Linked DNA regions of Homo sapiens: region 1 is linked to region 2. The links are chromatin loops, found by intact Hi-C in ENCODE. Cell type or tissue: endothelial cell of umbilical vein. All regions are shown on one strand. Each heading gives the region's core, and the rest is flanking DNA. Links, peaks and the distances in the headings are about the cores only.

Region 1 (4,411 bases), core at 273-4,272, 53 kb after region 2:
GGAGACTTGGTTTACCCTCTGAGTACAGAACATCCTCTCTGAGTGATCTTTTGAAGGTTCTAGAAAAAAATTCAATGGAGACAAAGCAGAATGAAAACACAGGTACACATTAAATATAAAAGCCTTCATTCTCAACAAGCAGTACTTGATACTGGAGAAAAAGTTCTGACCCAGGAACATACTGAGTAGAATCCTTTCCTTGGTTTCTCCCCTACCCTTTTTCTGAGGTTTGCAGAAAGTAGGCAGTGCTTGATTTTCCAGGTTTATGATATTGGAACACTGATCATTGCCTTTATCTGCAACCCTGGTTTGAACAACAAAGAAAGACACTGTATAAACATTGTCTCTCACCTTTACTAATTTTGTAAGGTTATATGAGGTTTTATTGAGTAACTCTTATAATGTAACTTTTACTAATCTAGTATCGCTAAGTAGAATATAATACCTGTTTTTATTTTTCATTAATTAGAAAAGAGACTATACCTACTGGTGCTTGATGATGGACATTTATTTTATTTCAAATGAATTAAAGTACTAGGTACCTTGAGAAGCTGCTCCTCTCTCCAGTTCTTCACCCCCCTACTAAATACTCTGAAATAATATTTATAGTGAACTATTTGTCTAGCTTTTTAAAAAATATTTAATACTAAAGATCTATCTTTCAGAGCTCTAGGTTTATCTTCAGCCAGCTAATTTAGCTTTGCTCATAAGAAGTTCCAAATGCATAAGACAGTTAATATAATGTGTAACATTATCTGTCTCCCTGTATTAAGTCAATGCCAAGACCAGGCTCAAAGGAGGAAACTACCCCTCATTTGAGATGGCAACGAGTTAGATAGCTGGCTGCTCTTAGGTGTGATGTGAACCTTTGCACTGGTGACTAAAGAAGATTTAAAGGTCTTCTGAGACCTTTTTTACTTTCTGAAATGCCAAATTCATCTGCTAATGGTATAAATTAATACTACATTAATATTGTATTAAGAGCATAAATTAATACATTAAGAATACAAATATTATGTTAAATCTTAACTGATTCAGCAATGGGCTTGGCTGTTTCATATCTATCCAAATAGCAAAAAATGATCTTCTTATGAAGGATGGCAGAATTTTTTAAAAGTTAATAAATTTTGAGTTAAATATTAAAATTGAATTAAAAAGTTTTTGAGGTAATACGATTATTAGATGAGCAAGAAATAAAAATCACACAAGAGGTGCCTAAAACAAGTAAGATTATAGTATTATTCCAAAGGCATGTGGCTGCCAGAATGGTGTCAACATAAATACAGAAAAAGTAAAATAAATAGCCCCAAGGAGTCTTAGTCCACAGGAATAGGAAAGATCATTCTAAAGGTCTCATTTCATAATAATTGTGGTAAGAGAAAGTAAGCTAACTTCTCTGATTTTTAATTGCAAACACAGATATTCTGCCATGAAAATATTGATACACTAATATAGGCTTTAGTTAGCATCTTATTTCTATACCGTATAATAATAAATACCAAAAGAAAATTTTCAATGGTAAGATTTTGCTTCTTAAACAAATGTTTGTTTTTTTCTCTAAAAGACATCTCATCTCTATCATAACATCCAATTAAGATTCACAGGACTTGTTTTAAGAGGTTTTAGAACTTTCAGCTCAAGTGAGCCCCAAAGCAGGCTTTATCTGTTATTCTTCATCTGGTGTTATATGTTATCACCCTTGTTTTCCTTGGGAATGTTTGAATTTTTGTTTAAAAGAAAGATATACAAGTTCAGAGTGGGTATGACTACTCATGTCATTTGTATGAGATAGTCTTTTCATTTTGTTAAAGGAGATTGCATATTTTGGAACATATGCTTAAGAGTTTGCAGTTGCCTTCCTTTTACTTTTTGGGTTAAAGCCTAGTCTAAATATATTACCAAGACTTCTAATATTTCAGGTCATATATCTTAGGGGGGTGTATTGTTCCAAGATCTGATCTCCTTTCCGGAGGCAAATGCGCTAAGGCCAATGACTGAATGTTTAGGACCAATTTATGGCCTGGTTTATCCCATAAGCCAATTTGTTGGAATAAAAGATGGTTAGAAATGTGTTTGTTGTCCATAACATTTACTTGCCATATCAGGAATCTGTAACTCTTAGATGTCTTTTTCTGTTTATTAAAAAAAAAAATCCTTATGTGATTTGTTCAGTAGCCCTTCTAAAGTTTGTATATCTCCTCAATTTTAATTCATTCATTCAATAAATATTTATTGAATACCTACTATGTATTAAGCAAATTGGTAGGTATAATTAAGGATAGAAATCCCAAAGGGCCAGAGTCTCAAGAATTTACCAAATTATTAATTTGCCTCTGAGTTTCTACTGATTATAGTTGCAAGATATTTTAAGAACTAAGAGAAGTTCCCCCAGTTCTATAAATAATACATCTGTGGAACTGGGTTTTAAAAATATTTTATATGTATTGTTATTTTATTCTGGTAGCATCATTTTATATATTAATGCTTTCTTTTCCTAATTCAATTGTATGAATTCCTCCTTTTTTACAGTGCTTAGCACACAGCAGACATTCAAATGTTTAATAATTGGCTTTTAAACAGTATATGCAGTATTGTCATTTTATTTCTTCAATCTGTGCTTCAACTAAAGTGGAAGAAAACTATGTGATATTAAACATCTCTACAAAAGAATTGGGAACCTAATCCCTATACCACAGAACAAAGGTTGGTGGAACCAATTCTACTTTTGCAGAATTAAGAAAATATTTCAGACTTAGACCTAGACTGAGCTGGGAAGGATCTTAGAGCTAATCTCCTCTCTAATTCCCTCTTGGTTATTTCCCTTCCTCTTTTTATTTTTATTTTTTATTGTGGTAAGACAATTTAGCATGAGATCCACCATCTCAACCAAATTTGAAGTGTTCTATACAGTATTGTTAACTACACCAGCAGTGCTGTGCAGCAGATCTCTACAATTTAGCCATCTTGCATCACTGAAACTAGACTCCTTGAATGGCAAGTACTATTTCTCCCTCCGCCGCAACCTCTGGCAGCCTCCCTTCTACTGTCTGCTTCTATGTACTTGATTAGTCTAGATACCTTATATAAGTGGAATCACGTAGTACTTATCCTTATTTCTGACTTATTTCACTCAGGATAATGGCCTCAGAGTTCATTCATTGTTGTTCTTTCCCTTGCCGTGCAGACTGTTTACTTTGATAGTGTCCTACTTGCCTATTTTTGCTTTTGTTGCTTGTGCTTTTGGTGTTATAGCTGAGAGATCATTGCCAAATCAATATTAGGAAGCTTTGCCCCTGTATTTTCCAGTTGGAGTTTTATAGTTTCAAGTCTTATATTTAAGTCTATAGTCCATTTTGAGTTAATTTTTGTCTATGGTGAAATTTTGATAGCAATTTTATTCTTTCACATGTGGATATCCAGTTTTCCCAGCACCTTTCCCCATTGTGTATTCTTGGAACCTTTGTCAAAGATCAGTTGACTGTGTATGTGTGAGTGTTTTTCTAGGTGTTCTATTGGTGTATATGTCTGTCTTTACACCAAGGTGTCTTTACACTGGCATATCTTTACACCAGTACCATACTATTTTAATTTCTGTAGCTTATAAAATGTTTTGAAATCAGGAACTGTGATGCCTTCAGCTTTGTTCTCTCTCAATATTGTTCTGAACATTCCAGATTGTTTTTTGTTTCATATGAATTTTAGAACTGTTTTTTCCATTTCTATAATAATCAGTTACTGGGAGTTTGATAGGCAACGCATTGTATCTATAGATCACATTGGGTAACATGGACATTTTAACAACATTACTCTTCCACTCCATGAACATGGAAGGTTTTACCATTTATTTGTGTCATCTTTAATTTCTTTCAGTAATGTTTTGTGATTGTCAGTGTTCAAGTCCTTCACTTCCTTAGTTTATTCCTAAGTATTTTATTCTTTTTGATGTGATTGTAAATGAGACTGTTCTCTTAATTTCTTTTGTGGATAGTTTGTTATTAGTGTGTAGAATTGCAACTGATTTTTCTTTCTTTTTTTTTTTTTTTTTTTTTTTGAACGAAGTCTCGCTGTCTCCCAGGCTGGAGTGCAGCGGCACTATCTCGGCTCACTGCAAGCTCCGCCTCCGGGGTTCACGCCATTCTCCTGCCTCAGCCTCCCGAGTAGCTGGGACTACAGGCACCCGCCACCATGCCCGGCTACTTTTTTTGTATTTTTAGTAGAGACGGGGTTTCACCGTGTTCACCAGGATGGTCTCGATCTCCTGACCTCATGATCCGCCCGCCTCGGCCTCCCAAAGTGTGGGGATTACAGGCGTGAGCCACCACGCCCAGCCTGATTTTTCTATATTGATTTTGTATCCCTCAGTTTTACTCAATTTGTTTATTAGTCTTTCGTGAAGTATTTAGAGTTTTCT
Region 2 (4,411 bases), core at 328-4,327:
ATTTCTATATGAGGTGTTTCCACTTCCAGAACTTCCCTTCCTGTCTTCAGGAAAGTAGTATGGGTTCTGAGTCATGCCTTAGACAGAAATGCGGTATGCTGAGGAGGAAAGAGGAGTTAGAGAAAGTGATAATGCTTTTCCTTTCCCCTAAGGATGCAAAAAGAATTCCTAATTGCAGTTTTCTATATGCATATTATACTTCAATACAAAGTTATTCAAAAATCTCTTGTCTGGCCTGTATTCTGTCTAGCTCATGCACAGTCACTGTTAGGCATAGCTGACATCCACCCTCCATCAAGCACTGAATAGGGGTTATACCTGTGTGTATGATCAAATCCATTAGATGGAAGAGATTGAGGTCAGTGATCTTGGCTTCTGGCATTCAGAATCAATGGATCTGTTTGGTGCTTCTTTCCTTTGAAGAAAGAAATCTTTCCATTCATACCCTACTCCTTTTTTTGCAATTGCATGGGATGCCCATAGGATGTTCAGGATTTCATAGAAGTAATTATAGAGTTTGAAGGGACCTTGAAAGGCTGTTTTCATTTAAACCAAGAGTTTTCAAACATTTTTTAGTGTGTCCCACTGGAAGAAATAAATTTTACATGATGACCTAGTGTGTATATACCTACACTGAAACACATACACACACACCTGAAATAAAAGTTTCACCAAACAATACATATCCTTACTATGTGAGATACACTCAATATTTTCTGTTCTACTCTGAACTATTTTTTATACTGGTTGTTACAGATGAAATTGACTTCATGACCTATTAGTGAGTGGATCACTGCCCACAGTTGAAAAATAATGATTTAACCATTCCACAAAACAGCTAATGTGAGATCTGAACAGTTTACCCAGTTTGCCCTAACCTTCCATAGACTTAGGTGTCTTCCTTCATGTCGAGTGTCAAATTCGCAGAGTCAATTATGTCCCATGATAGGTTCTCATTAGCTTATTTCACTAGATTTTCAGAGCATTCTTAGAGGAAAAAGGCTTTCTATTGTGGCTTTATATACCGGGAAAAAGATTCGATCCAGGCAGTGCTCAGTCAGTGAGGATTTTCTCTCCAATGACAAAATCCTGAGTGACTTTAAAAGGCACTGCTTCCCCATGGGTAATTATGGGTAATTTGTTTTTTAAAAAAGAAAACGCCAGAGTCATGAAATTCTAGAGCTTGAAGGGACTTTAACAAATCTAGCCCAGCCCTTTGATTTTATGACAAAAATATTTCCTTGCATGTTCTGAGGAGTTCAGAGCAAAAGTCCTGTTCCCTTATCAACAGTATTTTAAAAAACAGTATTTGCTGCCATAAGCTGACATATATTAAACAGAACCTTTGTGTTTAAAGAAATAACACAGGCCTAAAATTTTCTAGAATTATAGTTTAAAAGGGGGAAAAGGTGGGATCTTATCTTTGCCTTTTAAGGTTGCCATAATAACTGAGTTGGAGAAGCCCTATACTCAAAATCCACATTTGTGCTTGAGACAATAGTCCTATGCACATGGATTTTCCATTATTTAGACATTCATTAAATAAATATTATTTGAGAACTTAGTATCTGTTCTCAAGCAGCTTATGTTATAGTGAAATATAGAATGTTTGTTTTTTATATTACAAATTATATCATCCAGGAAATAATACCTCATAAACAGTGTATCTTTTGTATTTCATTGGTCAGACTTTATTGGTGTTTTATTGGACATAGTTGATGTACCACTCTCGATCCTAGTTTACTAGCATGGACCTAGACCTTTTGATTTCAAGTCCTCTGTTGCACTTGAGGCCTTACCTCACTAGTTATTTTATTTATTCAATAAATATTTATTGACTATCTTAGAATAGTCAAGCTTTGTTCTAGACACTGGAGTTACAGAAGTGAACAGGAGTCACCAAATCTCTGCACCCAGGGAACTTGCCTGCAAAAGAGCCCCATCATGACTTCGTTAATCCAGTCAGTTTACTAACCCCATCTGGCTTAGTTAATCAGACCCTTTGGGAAAGTATTGAACATTGAGCAGTATCAAATTTTACAAAAATTGATTCTCAAATCTCCAGCAGAACTAAGGAGACTAAAGTTTGAGGAGTTAGATGTATTAGGTAACTGTAAAAATTGAGAGCTTATTAACCCACATTGCTGAGTGTTTTGGAAAGCAATTCGTAAATATGGTTCTTCCCATTTGGTTTTAAACCACACAAGAATAATGACATTACTAATCAAAAATTGACAAAGAAACAGGGAGAGAAGAGAAGGATAAAAGGAAAGTGGGAGGAAGGTAGGCTGCAGGGGTGGATGATATCCTCAGAATGAAGAAGCAAGCAAGAATAAAATCAAGATTTGCCGAGAATATTATCTGAGTCATGAATAGACATAGTAACAGGAAAACCTACTAATGCTCTCAACTTGAATAGAGTTGACTCTAGTAGAAAAAGTGGGAAAACTGTTGGCACTCTCATTGCAGAAGTGCATTGTTTTGATGCTCTGACTCAAGTCTTAAGCATGACATTTCATGATCAGCTAAGCCGCTGAGCAACCACACCCTATTCTTGGCAAAAATATATATCATATTACATTACCAAAGAGAGCACAATGGAAAGTTTTTCAAAATAGTAAATAAACACCGTATCTTATTTATAAATCTTGTCAAGATTTTCGAGGACTTGCCCAACTCCACGGCGAAATCCCTGTCTGTTTGCTGCAGAAGATACAGCATGCAGAGTATCTGCCTGAACAGCCAGGTCCTTTTCAATTTCAACTTCTTCAGCCCTAACCAAGGGGGACTATCCTCTTTAGTGGTAAAAGTAGATCCAGGTTTTATGGCTGGAGAGAGTCCAGGGCACTCAAAAGTGAAGCAGACGGTTGTGAAAAATTATTTATGGCAGATTTTGTGATGCCTGTGTTGTACTCTGATTTAATAGGGGGGAAATGAAATCTGAAGCAGAGTGAATTCATTTTCCAAATTTTACTAGGTGTACATGCAGGTTTACACCAGGGTACTATCGCTACGCTCAGCTTCTTTTCATTGCTTTCATACTTTGCAAAAGTAAATTCTTCCCTGAACAGACCAATGAAAATACTGCATTGAGTTACCCATGAGAAGCCTCCAAGACAACACTTTTGACATCCATAGAGTGGACATTTCTTCTGCAACACATACAATGAATGACATCCTCTCTGTATAATGAACAAACTCACATTTCAGTGAAAATCACCCCTCAAGAAAGGAGAATAATAATAAGAAACCTAAATCAAATGGTACCTCAAATTGCTCTTGCAGACTCTTTATAAAAACATTTTATTGGCATGTGAGTGATAACATTGGCCATTTAAAGATATCAGAACACTGTCATTTTGCAAGGAAAATTAAATACATGTGTCCAATCTAATTTTTAACAAATGTAACTTTTAAAGAAAATCCTGATTATTTTTCCACACCTCATTTTTAAAGGGTATATTGCAAATCCAAGAAAGGTGCATCAAGAATAAGCAAAATAAATATTACTTCATTGTTAAGAAACATTTTAGTAAGTATTAGTTTTTACAGATTTTAGTAAATATCAGTACCAAATATTGCGTATATTTTAACATATATTTTAATCAAAATATGTTATTGTTGATAGGAATATTTCATGTGCATCATCTTTTTCTCTTTAATTTTGTGAGGAAATCAAGTCAATTTATCATTATGATTATTTTTCATGTAATTTTTTTAACATTTAATCGACAAAAATTGTATGTATTTATGGTTTACACATGTTTGAAATATATATACATTATTGAATGGCTAAGTTTAGCTAATTAACATATGCATTACCTCACATACATTATTATGGTTCTTATATTATGGTTGATAGACATGTTCAATATGTCATTTTTGTTCACAGACAGGGTAGACATAGATTAATTTTTCTTACCTTTTTATTTAATCTACCTAACCTCTTGTATTATTCCACTGGTATTCTAGAATAAAGTTTAAAGAAAAAAAAATTACATTCAGTTACAAGGCAGTATCTTGCCCTAACCTGTCCAGCGCAGACCTCAGGAGTGAGAGAAGGGAGAAATAAAACAAGGTACTGAACCACAATAGTAGTCTCTGAGGAAGCAGGCAGGAAAGGAAGTCGACACAAAGAAATATCATTTTGCTTCATTGATCCGTTGACTAACAGTTAGAAGATAAATAGTTATCCTTTGACATACATGGGGGAGATTGGTTCCAGGACACGCCCCCTCCACTCCCCCATTCCCTGACATCTTCCCCTTGCCGCATATACTAAACTCCGTGCATTCTCAAATCCAGCACTCTCAAATCTAAAACTCACATATGAAAACTTTCTATATGTGAGTTTTACATCCCATGAATACTGTATTTTCCATCAGCTTTTGGTTGAAAAAAAATCTGTGTA

The links. A loop is a pair of places that touch in the nucleus more often than their neighbours do. Peaks named below come from ENCODE experiments on the same cell type or tissue, not always from the same donor. Only the 100,000 strongest peaks of a DNase experiment are listed, where the experiment ranks them.
Region 1: a loop joins it to region 2, with 5 times the contacts of the local background. A loop is called at or near these places in 1 of 110 quality-filtered maps.

What each region holds. Positions count from the first base shown.
Region 1 is chr9:18,510,300-18,514,710 of GRCh38, forward strand. All of the region lies in intron 2 of ADAMTSL1 (ADAMTS like 1), which reads left to right. Among named protein-coding and RNA genes, the nearest start is that of ADAMTSL1, 38 kb to the left of the region's middle. In endothelial cell of umbilical vein, for the core only: no CTCF peak of the experiment used is centred there; no DNase peak of the experiment used is centred there.
Region 2 is chr9:18,457,640-18,462,050 of GRCh38, forward strand. It overlaps a transcript of ADAMTSL1 not described here. Among named protein-coding and RNA genes, the nearest start is that of ADAMTSL1, 14 kb to the right of the region's middle. In endothelial cell of umbilical vein, for the core only: no CTCF peak of the experiment used is centred there; a DNase peak (open chromatin) is centred at 2,462; H3K27ac peaks cover 1,450 bases.